Regions from separate parts of the Mus musculus genome. Here region 2 is linked to region 1. A link is a loop called in an ENCODE intact Hi-C map of the cell type or tissue named here. Cell type or tissue: heart. All regions are shown on one strand.

Region 1 (8,000 bases):
CGTGGGGAGCTGGGGTGTGAGAGCCTGTGAGTGTGGGGGCGTGGGGAGCTGGGGTGTAGGGGCTGAAGCATGGGGTTCGGGGGTACGAGATGGAGCTGTACCACATCAGGGGCTTGAGGAGAAGAGCACCCTAGAGAGAACGAAGCAGAGATAAAAGCTGAAGGGAACAGACCCAGAAGAGGCTCATGGGAGGGGATCACACCCAAAGATTGCGGTTTCTTAGTCACTTATTTTGGGGAACCTTGGGGGTGAACCTCTGAGTACTGTTGGCTCATTACGTACTTCATGCTCTGGCAGCTCAAGAATTCTTGTCCAAGTCGCTGTGTCCCCTTTAAAGGCTCAGTACCGGCAGCAGCCATATGATTGGAGAATGGTTATTGGAGGCCCCCCAGGTAGGGGCTGCCGCGCCCCCGCTCTGCTAAACCCTTTTATGTTTGAGTGTGATCAATGAGTTGGCTCTGCACAACCGTAAGAAGCCTTCATACGCCTTAATTAAGATTGATTTCAGTTTCGCTTCCAGTAAGGCGTAGAAATGCAGAGCCCTTAGAAGGACCAGTTAGGCGAGATAATGAGAAGCCTTCCTGGGCTTCCCCAGGCTTCATGCCCCGCCTCTGGTCCTTGACCCTCTGATGGAGGGATGTGGGTTTAGCTGTGAGCAGCTTCACAGGTCCCTTCCCACCTGATTGTAGGGCTTAGCATTTACTGCTGGCTGCTGTAAGTACTGGAGGGTGTGAGGACAGAGCTGTGTAGTCCTCAGAAAGTCTTTAGAAAAATGTAAACCTGAGCAGATTCACCCCCAGGGTTGCAGCAGCCAAAGGCAGCACCCTGTGTCTACTGTGAAGGGAAGCATAGGGTGTTCCAGCTGCCCTGGGACTGTGGGGAAGCATCTAGTACCTTTTCCCAGTCTCCCTTTAGAGAGACAGTACACACTATTTTAAAATTGAGCCAAATTATTTAGGAAGTGAAGGTGCTGCCAAAGGAACAGGGGTTGGATCTCAGAGTCGAGGTGCGCTTTCAGCCTCCGTCCCCACGGTCCTCACGTTAGTGTAAAATTGAAAGTTGGCCACTGCTCTGTGTTCTGGCAGCAAGAGAAAGATGCCTGCTGTCCCTTCTAGAAGCTGTAAGAGGCCCCTTTGAATCAGCCCGCCACCTCAGGTTTGTGTCTGCCCCAGCAGGCCCTTTCTGGGTAACAGGACTGCCTCACCTAGCTAAGTGCCACCTACTTCCACCCCAGCCTGGGCAGTCACCCTCTGTCCTCGTCAGGGTTACCACTGCTGTGATAAAGGGCTTATTCGGCTTACACCTCCACGTTGCTGTTCACCTCTGAAGGAAGTCAGGACAGGAACTCACACAGGGCAGAAACCTGGAGCCAGGGGCTGACGCAGAGGCCATGGAGGGGTTCGGCTTACTGGCTTGCTCCCCATCCATGGCTTGCTCAGCTGCTTTCTTATAGAACCCAGGACCACCGGTGGCACCGCCCACAATGGGCAGGGCCCTCTCACATTCATCACTAATTGAGACAATGCCTTACAGTTGGATCGTACGGAGGGCTTTTTCAGTTGAAGTCCCCTCTTTTCAGTTAACTCTAAACTATGTCAAGTTGACATAAAACCAGCCAGCATACCCTCCCTTCCGCTGACTTCATAACCCTCTCCTGTGCAGGGGATATAGACGCTTATGTCGGTAGTGACTTTGAGGCAAGGCAATCATTTGGTGTACACAGTGATGCTTTAATTTCTCCTTTTACATTTAGTGTGTGTGTGTGTGTGTGTGTGTGTGTGTGTAGGAGTGGTTCTCTCTGTCCTTCATGTGGGTCTCAGTGATCGGCTCAGGTCATCAGGCATGGCAGCAAACACCTTGACCCACTGATCCACCTCACAGGCCCTGAACCGTGGATTTTAGCCAGGGAGGACCATCTCAGAATTTCTGTGGAGAACACCTCTCAGAAGAGAGTGCTGTGGTTGAGAATTTGTGGGTTGGGTCAGATTGTACTTCCTGCTGACTCTCATGCCATTAACATGTGGCTTCCCCCCCAAGCTTTGTGACAACCACCTTTGCGATGGAAGCCATGGCTGCAGCCAATGCCCAGCTCCGCTGGAAGAGGATGGAGACCCACAAGGTGTGTGCATTGCCCCCCGCACTCCCTCAACCCCCCTAGCCCCACCCTCACCCCCACCCTGTCCTCAAGTCGGTGCCTCTGTTCAGTTGTTCACCCTGTCAGTCTCTGCAGGCCTCCCTGGCAGCCCTGCCCCAAGTTTTAGCTGCAGCAAAGTAGTCACATACATTTCAAGGGAACACACATAGTGGCTGCTGTCCCTGACACAGCCACCTGGAGCTCACTCGTTTGTCCTGAACTATTGTCCCAGGAATGCTCCTGTCTTCATCTTCTGATGTGACAGGACACTCAGAGCCTCCAAGGGACACCTTCTGGAAGGAATGAGCAGGCAAGGGCCAGGGTCAGCTGGGGTTTTTTACCATTGCGGGCTCAGCTCTCTCCTCCCTTTGTCTCCTCATCCATCCTACTGTCTCCCAGGAAGAGGATGACGAAGACTCGTCCACAGCCTCAGACAGTGACCTCCTCAGCCAAGACAACTACGAGAGGGCAGAGAAACGCCCCATCCTGTCTGTGCGTAAGTCTTGGGCTGCTGGTCAGTGGGGCTCCCTGTCTTTGTAGAGCGGTTCCCGGGGAGTTTCCCTGCAGACGGCCTCTGAAGTGTCAGTTTAGAAGGCCTGTGGAGTAGGGATCCTGAGCAGAGCATCCTCTGCTGGCTTTGCCTGTCCCCTGTGTATAGATTGGCACATTACCTAAGCTCTGGGCCTCAGTTCCCGCCCTTGTACAGTTACTGAAATAATCAGGGTTTGCCTACATCCATCTGCCCGAGTCTCTGGCTTCATCTCTCACACTCCCACCCCCACCCGAAACACACACACCCTTACCTCACTGTCTCGTCCTGTGCTGGCCAGAGTTAGGGGCACTGTCTGTCCCCATGAGAAGCGTGCCTGGATTCTCTTTAGACTTGGGGCTGGTGAGGTGAAGCTTGCTGGTGATACACTTCCCCAGTGTGCCCTGAGCTCAGACTTTATCCCCAGTACCATACACACAAAAGAACTAAAGAAATCAAAAAGACTTCAAATGCTTGAAGCAAGACATACTAGAAGGAAGATTAGTCCTGCTGGGACGTGCATCTCAGTAAAGATGGCCTAGCTGACTGGCAAGCGCGAGGACTCAATCGGGCTTGAGGGGAGAAGCAGCAGCTTGCTGATACAGTTGCTCTAGAGAATTCCCAGAGTTCAAGCAGCCCCCTCAGGGCTCTTCTGGTGAACAACCATGTTTGTTCCGGCCCCACAGAGAGACGCTCATCTGCCAACCTTTTTGAAATCACAGACCGGGTGGAAATGGGACAGATGGCTTCCATGTTCTTCAATAAAGGTAACAGTCACTCTGGGATGGTGTGTGGAACGGGCACATGCGACCCTTGCTGAAACTGCTGGGGCTCCGTGTTGAAGGGCAGGGCAGGTGGGTGGGAGCAGAGCAGCCATCTTGCCGGGAGGCCTGGCCAGCTTTCTGTTATCTTCCTGGGGTTCCTCACTGCGCACTAGCCTGAAGAACAAGGCTTATCCATCTGACTAGTACAGACGGGTCAGGAGTCCTAGTTTACCTTCCAACTAAAGGAGCCAGTGGCCCACAGCTATAGACTCTGCCTCGAGCACCCGCCCCCTGTCGCCAGCAGAGGGAGCCAGAAGCCCACATCGATGTCGCCCAGCGGTAATGGAGCACTGGAGAGCTCAGGCAACTGTGCCTTCCGGGCTCTGCTTGCTCCTGGCTGGCATTTGCTACAACCTGCAGGTGTCCACCTGACGCCACTATCTGCCAGAGATAGCCATTTCTGTCTCTGTGGCAAATCTTGTTTTTTGGAAACCGAGCTGTTTATAGAGCTTAATACTTAGTAGTGCATAGACCTTTGCTGTCCCTACCTCCGCAGGTGTGGAGCACAGCCTCCGTACGCCCTTCTTTCTAAGCTGACGTAGAAGACCTTAGGCCCCTCTGCCAAAGCCTCCCCATTTGCCAAGTGGGGCATCTCTGTCAGTTCTGGTCTTGCGTGTGGCTGTGGAGTGCTGGGGGGAGGATTGCAGAAATGGGAACCCACTTGACTTGGAACTAAACACCAAGCGCTCAGTGTGCCATCCAAGGTGCAGATTGGTGATTGGTCCAGGAAGGGTGACTGCGGGCACAGGCTGGCTGGAGCGGGCTCCATTCTCCTCTCTGGGCCAGCCCAGTAGAGGTTTGCGTGATCCATCAAAGTCAGCATGGCTTTGTTGAGGCCACATTTATGCCTTTCCTGTGTCCCCTTCTGTCACTGGCCCCCACCAAGGGAGAGCACATACGCGTCCTCTTCTGGGAGCTGCTAGGCGTTATCCAAATTCAACATTGGAAAAAACCGACTGCGCTTCAGTGGGAGAACACACACAGGTTCTAAACCGTCTCACTTGATGATATGTTCTGTAGCCCGTCCTGATTTCCCTTCTTATTTGTTTACATGTCTGTGTATGTGCGTGACAGACGTACATGCGTGTAGAAGCCAGAGGCTGACATCAGACATCTTCTTCCTCTTTCCTCCATATATTTTCAGAGAAGGTCCTGCACTGAACCTGGGGCTCACAGATGCAGTGAGGCTGACTGCCATTCTCGCCCTCAGTGCTAGGATTACAGGAGCATGTAATCCCATGCCCCAGCCCTGACTTCTTAAGACTTTTATGCACTAGCAGTTTGTATTGTCTTGTCTGCCCACATTCCATAAAAATTAGCCATTTGTGTGGGAGCCACCTCAGCCATTGAAGAGCCCCCCTGGCACCTCCTTGCAGGGCTTCTCAGGCTTGGTACTGGGGACATTGAGCTGGTAACCCTCTGTCAGGGCATCCTGTCCTGAGCATATAGGACAGTGAGACAGCGTTTCTGGCCTCTAGTTCCAGAGCCCGCCCCTGCTCCTCTCTGTTCAATAACTCAGACCACCAGGTTGTTCCATCACCTGTGGCGGAGCTGCACCCTCCACAAAAGGCTCCCCAGGGCTCCACACTCATTCCTTGTCATTAGAAATGCCAGGCTCAGACATTAATGTCCTCTCGGGAAGTTCATTGATCCTCCTACTTTGTGTCTAGTAATGAAATTTTATTGATCAAGGAGGGCTGACAGTTCATAAACAGCCACGGCTGTAGCTGTTGGAGGGTGGGAGGAAGCGGCTGGAGGCAGTAATGCCTTCCCACTGAGGGCATCGGCCATCTGAGAGGAAAGGCGGGCTGGAGTGGGCTGTACCTAGAGCCTGGGGTCATGAGTGACAGACAGCCCCAGGAGCTTCAAGCCACATCAAGGTCAATTCTGACGTGTCAGGGAAGGATATGACACCTGTCATGTTTAAAAAGCTCACGCCGTGCCTTCGTGGGTTCGTTTTTTTTTTTGTTTGTTTGTTTGGTTTTTTTAATTCTGTTTTCCTGGCCGTTTTTTCTCAGGATTCCGAGGAACATAGCTGACCTCACATAGCCTAGGACTAACAAGTACCGAGCTTTCCCCTGGGGACCTGTGGGCTGTTCTGAGCCACCAGGATTAGAAGGGAACTGTCACTTCGTTTATCTGCCTGTTCTCAGAGAAACCAGCAGCATGGCATCCTGAGCACTGAGTCCGAATGCGAGTCTGGAGCTGGTTGTCTGGGACCGTGTGTTAGCCTTAGGGGTTAGCCCCAGCTACTCGTGTCTAAGCTTCTCTGGGGCTCGTGCCTGGATCTTTGTACCCAAATCCATCCATTTATTTATTTATTTATTTATTTATTTATTTATTATACTATTTCTTTTGTTTGGGGTTGGGGGCATGTGTGCTGAGGCCAGGGGTGAGGCCCATGGCAACCTGCCAAGATTGCTTCTCTCCTTCTATCACATAGACTACAGGGACTGAACTTAGATCATCAGGCATGGCGACAAATGCCTTCACCCACTGAGCCATCTCTCCGGGCCTGCCAGTGTAGATTTGATCCCTCTCTCTGATCTTCAGGTTCGACGAATCTCTCAGGCACCAGTCCCAAGCTGATGCATCTCCTGCCAGCCTCACAGTTTAGCCAGCCAGAATAAGAAACAGGAATTTGGGGTCATTTTTTTTCCCACTTTTTGTAGAAGGCAAAATGGCCTGAAGAACTGAGAACAGCGGAAGCAGTAAAGAAAGACTCAGGCGTCCAAAAAGGACGCAGACGTGTCTGCCTCTGGCTCCCTGACCTGTGACTTTGTTGCTTTCAGTGGGGGTCAACTTGTTCTATTTCTGCATCATTACTTACCTGTATGGAGACCTCGCCATCTACGCGGCCGCGGTGCCCGTGTCCCTCATGCAGGTGACCTGGTGAGTACCCCTCATCTTCCGCCCTCAGGTTGGCTGCAGACCCACGGGCAGGGCAGGAGGGGCTTCCATAGAAGCACAGCCCTAAACAAACCCACAGCCTAAGGAATGTCACACCCAGGGCCCTTCTTCACCACAGGGCAAGCTGTGCCCTCTGTCTTCCAAAGGCACGGTCTGTATCCCCAGACCTGTGAGCCATTGTGCTGCATGACCAAGTGGGGCTTGTCCTAAGTGGTAGTTTGTGGGAAGTCCGAGCTGAAGCCCCACTGTCACTCCCTGCCCATGCTGAGCCCCAGTTTGCCATTACTCTCTTCAGCAGCGTCTCTGGAAATGACTCTTGCGGCGTGGATACAGACGCCAGATACAACGACACTGATCTGTGCTGGGGCCCCCTGCGCCGGGTGGATGTCTACCGAATCTATCTGGTGAGTGTCCTCTCCCCAGCTGGGGCACGCAAGGCCAGCGTGAATGGCAGAAAGCATTCAAACTCCTTTCTTTCTGGGCTCAGCCCTTGGTTCAGAGAAGAGTCCTGCACTCTGCCACACTCTGGCTCAGGAGTGAGGTCTTAGCCGCAGAGTCACGTGTGGCATGGAGTGCGCCTCCAGGTTCAGGCTAGCAGTCTGTTGTGCGCTTATGCAGTTTGAGGGGTACTCTGCAAGGGTCTTGCGTTCCGGAGACTTCCCGTGTCTTGGTGGCCTTACTCCACGCCAGTGAGGTACATACAGGCAAGTGTTGGGTTTTGTGACAGGATAGACATGTTGTTAACAGTTGACCCTTTCCACAGACAGCCTCCTCAGGCAGGTTGGGCTCAGCCCAGCCTTCTTCCTGTCTTCCCATGGATGAGGGAAGAAGATGAATGGCCTGCCTTACTCTTGATTGCTTCGTGCGTGGTATGGTGGGGGTGGAGCTGACTAATACACCAGACAGGACTCAGATAATAGGACGACACGGCACCAGAGGCCATTTGTCTCTGCCTGCTTCAGAGGCGGGCTCGGAAACGCCTCCCTCCAGCTTTTTCATCTTCTCGTCTTTGTGTTTTCTGCCCCCGCTTGGTTCTTCTCGGCCCTGGCACATGGTCAGGTGCTCTGGGATCTGCTCAGTCCTGGCCGTGGCTGCTGGACTGATGTGAAGGGGCGAGGGGAGAGTAGGATCTTTCTGTTGGTGGCCTCTGGACTTGGGTCAGCCCCATCCTGGCTCAGGGTTCCACGGACTCCGTCAGCTGTGTTGCTGTGGTCTGGATTTGTTAATCCCAAGGACTGCTGAATGGGTTTTACCTCTCTGGCCCAGCAGGCTCCTGAAGGAACCTTGAGGCTGTCTTGCCTGTTTCTGGAGCTACCGCGCCATGGTCTGTTTCCCCTCTGGGCATGAAGCCCTGGCCAGGACTTTGTGGGCTCGTAGAATTTCATCCCTGACGCTGCCATCGGAAGTCGGACAGGTATCAAGAGCAGATTAAATTATCTGCCGGCCAGGTCCACCTCTCCAGCCTCGGGGATAGGCACATGAACCCACCAGGCAGCCAGGGGCCAAGTAGAGTGCAGCGGAGGCTTTGATAGCCTCTTAGCATTTCAGTGTACCTACCACAGGTAAGACAAAAGCACTCACTAAGACCTCTGAATCCGCTCCT
Region 2 (8,000 bases), 150 kb after region 1:
ACGATGGCTGGATGGCAGGGTCATAAGCATGTTTATTACACCCTTCCAGAGCAATCAGTGGGGCTCACAGGAAACACACAGGAAGTGGAAGGGATTTGGGGAGGAACTCAGCAAAGGTGATTGACAAAGGAATCAGTTATATGGGCAACTCCTGAAAGGGCAGACAGGAGGCAAGATCATGCAACTGGAGGGACTGTCCTTCAGCTTGGCCTCTAAAGTCTTTGGTTTTCTTTCTTTTTTTAAGATTTATTTATCTTATGTATGTGAGTACACTGTAGCTGCCTTCAGACACACCAAAGAGGGCATTGGATCCCATTGCAGATGGTTGTGAGCCACCATGTGGTTGCTGGGAATTGAATTCAGAACCTTTGGAAGAGCAGCCAGTGCTCTTAACTGCTGAGCCATCTCTCCAGTCCCTGTCTTTGGTTTTCTTACTCTAGTCTTTTCCGAAGCTGGAGCTCTGACTGCCCCTGTTCAGTGCCGTCTGCCCAAACCCCAGCTCCCAGAACCTCCTCCAGCTATGTCCCTCACCCAATCTGATGTTGGGCTCCACTGGCCACTGGCTGATGCATTGGACAATCTCCGTTGCTCTCTCCATGTTTGGCTGGACTCCTGGTTCCCAGAAATAGTGACCAGGGAAGGAATGGATACAAATGAATACAAGGTGCAACCATAGAGCAACATGTCTCCTCTGGCCCCACTACAGCACTGGGGGGGGGGGGGTGCTACACCAGAGGGTTGGTCCAGACCTATACCCTTTGCCCTGGGCCCAAGGGCCAGCCTAGCCCAGCCCAGCCCAGCCCAGTGACAGGTTTAGGGCCAGGGGCTGACAGAGAAGGCAGGGTAAAGGCCAGACTCAGATAAGGCTGATGGATGAGGAACCCGAAGGTCACAGGGCTTTGCTGCAACCGATAAACAAAAGGGAGAGGTCTGTGAACGGCCCCCTCTCCCTCTGGTTCAGTGATGCCAGCCACGAGTCCCTTGTTCTAACATGGCCACCTCAGAGTACCCCGGCCTTACCCACTCCCACACTTGAGGGTTTGGAGAGAAAGGAAACTAAGTGACACTCAGTGCCATCTCCCAGGCATCCCCAGTACCTACCCCATCAGATGGGCTGTTTTCTGCTGAGCTTTGCTGGGATTCGGGCTCTAGAGACCTCAAGGTGCCGTCCTCTGATACCTGGGATTTCTCTGTCAGCTTGTCGATGCCTGGGTGGGACACAGGAGGAAGAGAGGGACATGCCATAGTACCCTTCTGGTACTAGAGGCTGTGTGCTCCCCATTCACAGCTGAGATATTGTGTTTGCCCTTCCCTCCTATAGCTAATCTCAGTTCTGAGCCCTGCCCATGTACCTCCTCTAACCCCCATCAAGCGACCTAGGCCCACACAGTACTTCCACCCCTACATGCTGCTGAATTGCTTTTCCTTGCCTTCCTAAATGGGAAAGACACCCCAGAGATCACACTCACCCCCTCACAATACACCCCCAGCCAAGCCCCACACTCTCCTAGCCTGACAGCATCCAGACCTGGAGTGGCCACCAGGCTAGTCTTAAGGGTGCCTGGTTCTGCAGGGGCAGCAGGGCGGGATCCCTCCATGGACGTTCCCTCCTGGGAACCAGTACGGGACAGGGGCTCTGGTGTCCTCCGCCGCCGCTGAAGTGCCTTGTGGATGGAGGGTGGGTCAGTGGGCAGGTTGGCCAGCTGGTGGAAGACCGCACGTTTACGGATGATGGCATAGACCAGGTTGGAATTGCCTGTGGGAGGAACGAGTCTGTCCTCAGAGAGCTTTGCTTCCCACTCCACATCTGGGCTGGCTTCCAGGACCAGAGGGCAGTTAATGAGATGACAGTAAGACATCTGCCCCAGGGATAAGGACTGGACAGGGTAGCTAGAGTCAGAGTGGGACAGACCCAACTGTATGGGTATCAGTGGCAATGGTGGAGGGTTAGGCTGTAGGAAATACAAGTTAGGTTGTAGAGATGCCTGATGTTAGGCTGTAGGAGATACTGGGAGGTTAGGTTGTGGGCATCCCTGATGTTAGGCTGTGAGGGATGCCGAGAAGCTAGGCTGTGGGGACGCCTACATATTAGGTGATGAAGATACCGAGACGTTAGGTTGTGGGGATCCCTGATGTTAGGCTGCAGGGAAACAGCTTAGCCCTGAGCTCCTCGGTGTCCTGCTTACACTGTCTTGAAATCCCCTTGCAGCTGATCACTACTCAGGGATCATCAGGCATGGTGGGATAGCCTGAGCCCCACACCAACCCAACATTAAATATGTAACCTCTCAGTGAGCCACAGGGAAGTCCAGAAGGACACTGTTGTGTGTGTCTGTCCTCCACCATCTACCTCCAAGTTCCCACAGCTGTCGGGGGAAGACGCAAAGCTCTCCAGAGCACTCAGTGCCCCCATCTACCTTTCTAGCCCCGTGTCTAGAGCCTTTAGCTTAACATCTACCCCAGGGCCTTTGCACATGTCCCTTCCCAAGCAATGCTTTTCTGCCTACTGAATGCTCACTCATCACTCAAATATACATCTAAATTTTACTTACTTTGGAAATAGTAACAATAATTGCTAATATTTGCTGTGCTGGGTGTTTTTGTTTTTGTTTTTGTTTTTGTTTTGTTTTTGCGTGTGTGAGTTATTAAGCCTTCCAATATATTCTGGGGAGGGGGAAGTTGGGGGTTGTTTTTTGTTTTTAGAGACATGGTTTGTCTATGTAGCCCTGGCTATCCTGGCACTTACACTGTAGACCAGGCTGGCCTCCAACTCAGAGATCCACCTGCCTCTGCGATTAAAGATGTGTGCCCTGCAAGAGGGACTTACAGCAGCCGCATTATGAGCATCGTAGGGATGAGGGGACCAAGGCTTCGGGGCCGACGTGCGCTTGGCCACAGAGCGCATGCTTGCTGAGACTTATATTTGTACCTGTGATGCTGGTCAGGCACCTGCGTGACAGCCAGCAGAGCTCTTCCCACTCTGAGATTTCCAGCCGGCCAATTCTAAATGAACTCTCTTGTTCAGTGGGTCAGGTTGTCCGCCTAAAGCCCCGCCCCCTGCCTGTGACTCCATACCCAGCTGTGAGCTCCAAGAGGGACAAGGCACACCTTGATTCCCCACTGCCTCAATCAGTGCACAGGCAGGACTCGTGGGCTGAGGCTTTCTTACACAGGGGCTCAGGTCAGCGCCTCACCATCAAACTGGTACTGGATAATGTTGTTGAAGACCTCCAGAAGGAAGAAGACCAGATGGTGGTTCTGAGATGCCGAGAAGAGGAACCAGGTGGTCGAGAAGGCCTCGAGCAGATGCAGGAGCTTGTTGGCAGTCACCATGGACAGGCTCTTGAGGTAGGGAGACACTGTAAGGGAGGAGTCAGCTTGTTCTGGGCCATCCCTGCAGAGGCCAGGCCAGGACGGGGCAGCTCATCTCAACTGATCCCCGTCCTCCATCCCCTGTCCCCTGCAGAGACCCCCTGAGACTTTGAGGCACACTCAGCTCATCTCTCCCAAGCATCTCCCCAACCCAGAGGGAGGAAGGACAGAGACAGGAGTGTAGATAAAGAAACTGGGGTTCAGAGAGGGTCATAAACTGAGCCCGTTTCCCAGCAATAAAATGACAGGACAGGGGTGCTAACTCGGGATGTGACATCCTTTAAGAGTGGCAAGATGCTGTCACTCGATATGTATTCCTCAGCACAGCTTTGTGAGTGGAAGTTGGAGAGGAAACTACGTCTTGACCTGTGTGCGTCCCTGCTGTCTGCCTCTTCCCCTGGCTCAGATGAAGGTCCCAGGGAATGGGAACAGGGACTGTCTTGTTTACAGAGGCATTCTCAAAGCTGGCCTTGCTTGTCAGGGATTCAACTAGGACTTGTTAGAATCAACACACAGAGCCCACAACTCAGCGAGAGCCCTTAGAACCATGAGCCACCCCAGACACTCAGAAGTTCAAATCACACCGTGGACGGTATATTGTTAGTTTATGCTGTCAACCTGACACGACTCGCAACCACTTGGGAAGAGAGTTCAGTGAGGAATTATCTAAATTGTTAACTCAGGTCGAGAGATCCACTATGAATGTGGGCGGCACCATTCCTTAGGCTGGGCCCTGAACAGTTAGGAGCAGAGAAAGTTATCTGAGCATGCATATGCAGCCAGCTGGCAAGCAATGATCTGTTAGTTTTGCTGTTTCTGGCTATGGATGTCATGTGACTAGCTGCTTCCTGCCTTGACTTCCCCTCCCTGCTCAATGATGGGAATTATAAGCCAAATAAACTTAAGCGTATTTGTTACATCAACAGGAATGTTAACTAGACCAGTCAAGGAACCAGCTGGCCTAAAGACATCCACAAAAGTCATTCTGCTCCACCCTACTGCTACCCCCTAACCCCAGCCAAGCTGGACCCTCCTGAACCCTCCTGGCTCCTTTCCCAGAGAGCAAGCAGCCTGTAGCCCTTTAAGATGCTCTCGAAATCCCCACACTGTAACTGATAGCCCAAATCTTTAACACACAATAAATAGCCAGCAGCCACATGTGGCCATTAAATGTCTGCAATACAGCCAGTCTCAACTGGGATGTCCTGCAGGGACAGAACACACACTCACATACACATACACACACACACACACACACACACACACACACACACACGATTTTGAAGACTGAGTGTGAAACAGAGCATAGGCTACCTCAATGATTTTTATATTCTATTCATGTCTAGCTTATTGATTATTGTATGTAATACATGTATACGTGAAGGTCATAGGACAATTTTGGGCCGCCAACTTTCTCCTTCCATTTTTACGCCAGTCTTGCATGGCAAGAGCTTTTACCTGCTGAGCCATTTCATGGGCTCTCTGTTACTGTTGCCCCTTCTAGAGTACTAGAAAGCTTAGCTGTAACATGTAGCTTGCTGTTTCTGTTCATGAAGCCCGGGAACTGGCGGCTAGTGAACCTGTGGCCTAGCGCCACCTGCTGGTGATCATGGGGAAGTTAGGCTCTGGGCCCCTACCGTTGACCACAATGGTGAGCAGGCAGTCGAAGAGGGGTTGCAACCGCTGATGACCGCTGGTGATGATTTTGTGGAATACCTGTACAGGGAGGGAGGGGGAGGGCATGAGTTACCCACTACCTCCAAATCCAGCCAAGAAGAGAATGTCACCCCAACCCTCAGGGCTGACCATGCACACCCCCTTACCACAATGAGCAAATCTGCATGTGTGCCTGTGAAGACCGGGATGTCCATGGGCACGCGCACTGAGTAGGGCTTGTTCAGCCGTACCCCAAAGTTCCTCTCCCCACTCAGGAGCAGCAGGATGAAGACCCCGATGTGCATCAAGCCCACCCGAGCTGGGGTATACAACACAGGAGGCGTTACACAGAGCATGGAGGGGGAGGGGGAGGGGGAGGGGGAGGGAGGGAGAAGCAAGGACCCATCTTTAGGGGTTCAAGGAAACCCCGTTGGAGGTTAGGGTTCAAGGGAAGCCCCTGTGGGAGGTTACAGGTTCAAGGAAATGCCGTGTGGGAGGGTAGGGCACCAGGCTTGAGCTTCTGGGAGGTAGGACAGACTGGCTAGACTCCACCGGAAATCAAGACCCCATAGCTACCGCAGCATCCCAGGCCCACTACTGTCGTACATTGATCTGCCCGGGCGTCGTTGAGAAAATAGAGGATAGGAACCAGGATATCCAGCACGTCACTGCTCTTCAGTACAAAGAAGAGGAATTTCTGGGAATGAGAGAGAGCGGGCTGCATCAGTGAGAGGACTAGCTCTGCCTCACCTTCTCCCACCTAGGCTGTGGAGGCCCAGATGCTACCCGAGTCCTTGGTCTCTGGACCCCACTAATCCATCAGCAATGTCTCCTCACGACTGTCACCGACAGGCTGGGCCCTGGAGTCCGCTCACCTTGTTGAAGTCACAGAGTTTCCAGAAGAGAACAAGCAACTCCTGGTGAAACTGGATCTTCTTGGTGGAGTTGGGAAGGTAGGTCTGGAGCAGGGGATTGGACAGCAGCCGAGCGATCCCCTTGAGGATGAACTGGAAGTCCTGAGAGGGCAAAGCAGAGGCCCTTCCAGTCCAGCTCCCTCCAGCTATACCCTACAGATGTCTCCTCATTCTCCCATAACCTTGTCAATCTCCAGAGCCCAGAGGACCTGGGTTTGGCTCTTACTGCTAGTACCCTGGGAAGTTCAGCCTCTGGCCCCCTCTCCAGCAGGTCAGAAGATCCCCTACGCAAGGCTGCAGCTCCTGGCAACCCCCCAGATGGACCCCTGACCACCTAATTTCCTTGTTGGTAGCCGCTGTCCTGCTCCTCCCATCCCCCATCACACAGGAGTCCTCCCCAGTTCTGTCAGCTTCTGAGCACACCCCACAAGCTGGGCTGTGCTCAGCTTTGATCTTTGTGGGACGGGGACATGCTCAGCCACAGTCCCTTGTAACACCCCCCCCCCAACTTGAGTCTGCCTGGACTTTAAGGCCGCAGTTCCTCCCACCCCTGAACCCCAGCCTCTCAGCAAACCTCCTCCTTTGGGAAGCCCTCTTGTTACCCTGGCTCAGCTAAGACTGACTGTAAATCATTTCTTTTCTTTCCTTCTTTTATTTATTTACTTTTAACGACAGAGTCGCCTGTAGTTCAGGCTAGCCAAGAACAACCCTAAGCTTCTAAACCTCCTGCCTCTACTTCTCAGAGGCTGGCTTTTCAGTCATGCACCACCGAATCTTGATTGTGTGATGCTGGAGATCGACGAAGGCTTTGTGTGCATTAGGCAAGTGCTCTGCCAACTGAACCACACAGCCCCAGCTCCCACCAATCCTTTCAATGCATCGAAATCCCCCAAGCACTGCCATCATTGTTTTACTTAGGATGGCTATGCTCCTTCATGCAGGAGAGCAAGACTCCTCTAGCCCCACAAAGGCACAGCCATTGCAGATGGTGGGCAGTTAGAATCTCCCCCACCCCCGCTGTGCCTAACTCACCTCCTCACGATGAATTCGGGACAGGTAGTTCACAAACAGGTTCTCGGGCCCTGGAGGCTGCCAAGGAGAGGAGCTATGGTGAGCAGATCCCTCACTCAGGTCTGCCTGGATAGCAGCAGTGAGCTTTCCAAAGTTGGACCCTCCCCCGCTCCAGGCATACCACGAGCTGCCTCCCATGGTGTGTGCCTTTTGCCCATGGCTTGTGCTAATGGAGATACCATCTGCCCCCCAGCCATCTCCCCATCCGGTCCTTACATCAGCATCATCCATAGCTGTGCCCGTGGTGGTGCCGTCCACGGTGGGGCTGGTGCTGGTAGCACTGTCATGGTCCAAGGTGACAATAAGCACCTGAGCAGCCTCCTCCACCAGGGGCTCCCGGTAGTCCGAGAAGAGCAGGTGGTTGTAGGGGATCCCGTAGCCCACAGGGTCATAGGCACACACGGTGTTGAGGAGTGAAGTGAAGAGGGGCAGCGCGTGTCTGCGAGAGAGCACAGAGCAAGGCTGCAGGGATGCTCCCTTGGGCACGCCTGCCTCTCCAGCCACAGCCACAGCCACAGCCACAGCCACAGCCACAGCCACAGCCACAGCCACAGCCACAGCCAGGGAGCTGTGCTATCAGGCAGAAGGCAGAAGGACGAGCTTGTCCCTTCCTGAATAGAAAATGCCCTCCCTATCCATGCATGTGGCTGACTCTGATCAGGGACAAGCTGGGCCAAGAGCAGAGGAGTCCATTACACAGGGATGGACTCCCTGTAGAGAACGTGCTCACGCCCTTCTCAGTTCTTGGGGTCACACACCCTCCACTGGGGTTACAGGCAAGAGGTTAGAGGAGCAAGGAAAAGACAGCCTCCCCTTGGGGAGCAGAAACCAGCTCCATCCCCTGGCTCCCAGGCTACAGTATGACTTGAATCCGGTCCATAGATGTCAAGGTTCAAGCTCCTCATCTTACATATGAGGAGACTGAGATCCAAGAGGTTAGGTGAGTGAGCAAGTGACAAAGTGTTGCTGTGTGCCTGGCATAGCTAT

Evidence for each region. A loop is a pair of places that touch in the nucleus more often than their neighbours do. Peaks named below come from ENCODE experiments on the same cell type or tissue, not always from the same donor. Only the 100,000 strongest peaks of a DNase experiment are listed, where the experiment ranks them.
Region 2: a loop joins it to region 1, with 9 times the contacts of the local background. A loop is called at or near these places in 19 of 42 quality-filtered maps.

Annotation. Positions count from the first base shown.
Region 1 is chr11:115,198,783-115,206,782 of GRCm38, forward strand. Tmem104 (transmembrane protein 104) reads left to right here. Exons shown (of 10, transcript NM_001033393.2): 4 at 2,038-2,119; 5 at 2,534-2,630; 6 at 3,350-3,430; 7 at 6,280-6,379; 8 at 6,693-6,801. Among named protein-coding and RNA genes, the nearest start is that of Tmem104, 15 kb to the left of the region's middle. In heart, no CTCF peak of the experiment used is centred here; DNase peaks (open chromatin) are centred at 303 and 3,659; H3K27ac peaks cover 628 bases; H3K27me3 peaks cover 1,254 bases.
Region 2 is chr11:115,349,391-115,357,390 of GRCm38, forward strand. Hid1 (HID1 domain containing) reads right to left here. Exons shown (of 19, transcript NM_001346774.1): 7 at 7,230-7,452; 8 at 6,975-7,031; 9 at 5,904-6,044; 10 at 5,635-5,725; 11 at 5,196-5,347; 12 at 5,010-5,088; 13 at 3,195-3,359; 14 at 1,529-1,756; 15 at 1,102-1,208; 16 at 532-612. Among named protein-coding and RNA genes, the nearest start is that of Hid1, 14 kb to the right of the region's middle. In heart, CTCF peaks have their summits at 4,976 (motif pointing left) and 5,181; a DNase peak (open chromatin) is centred at 5,111; H3K27me3 peaks cover 6,171 bases.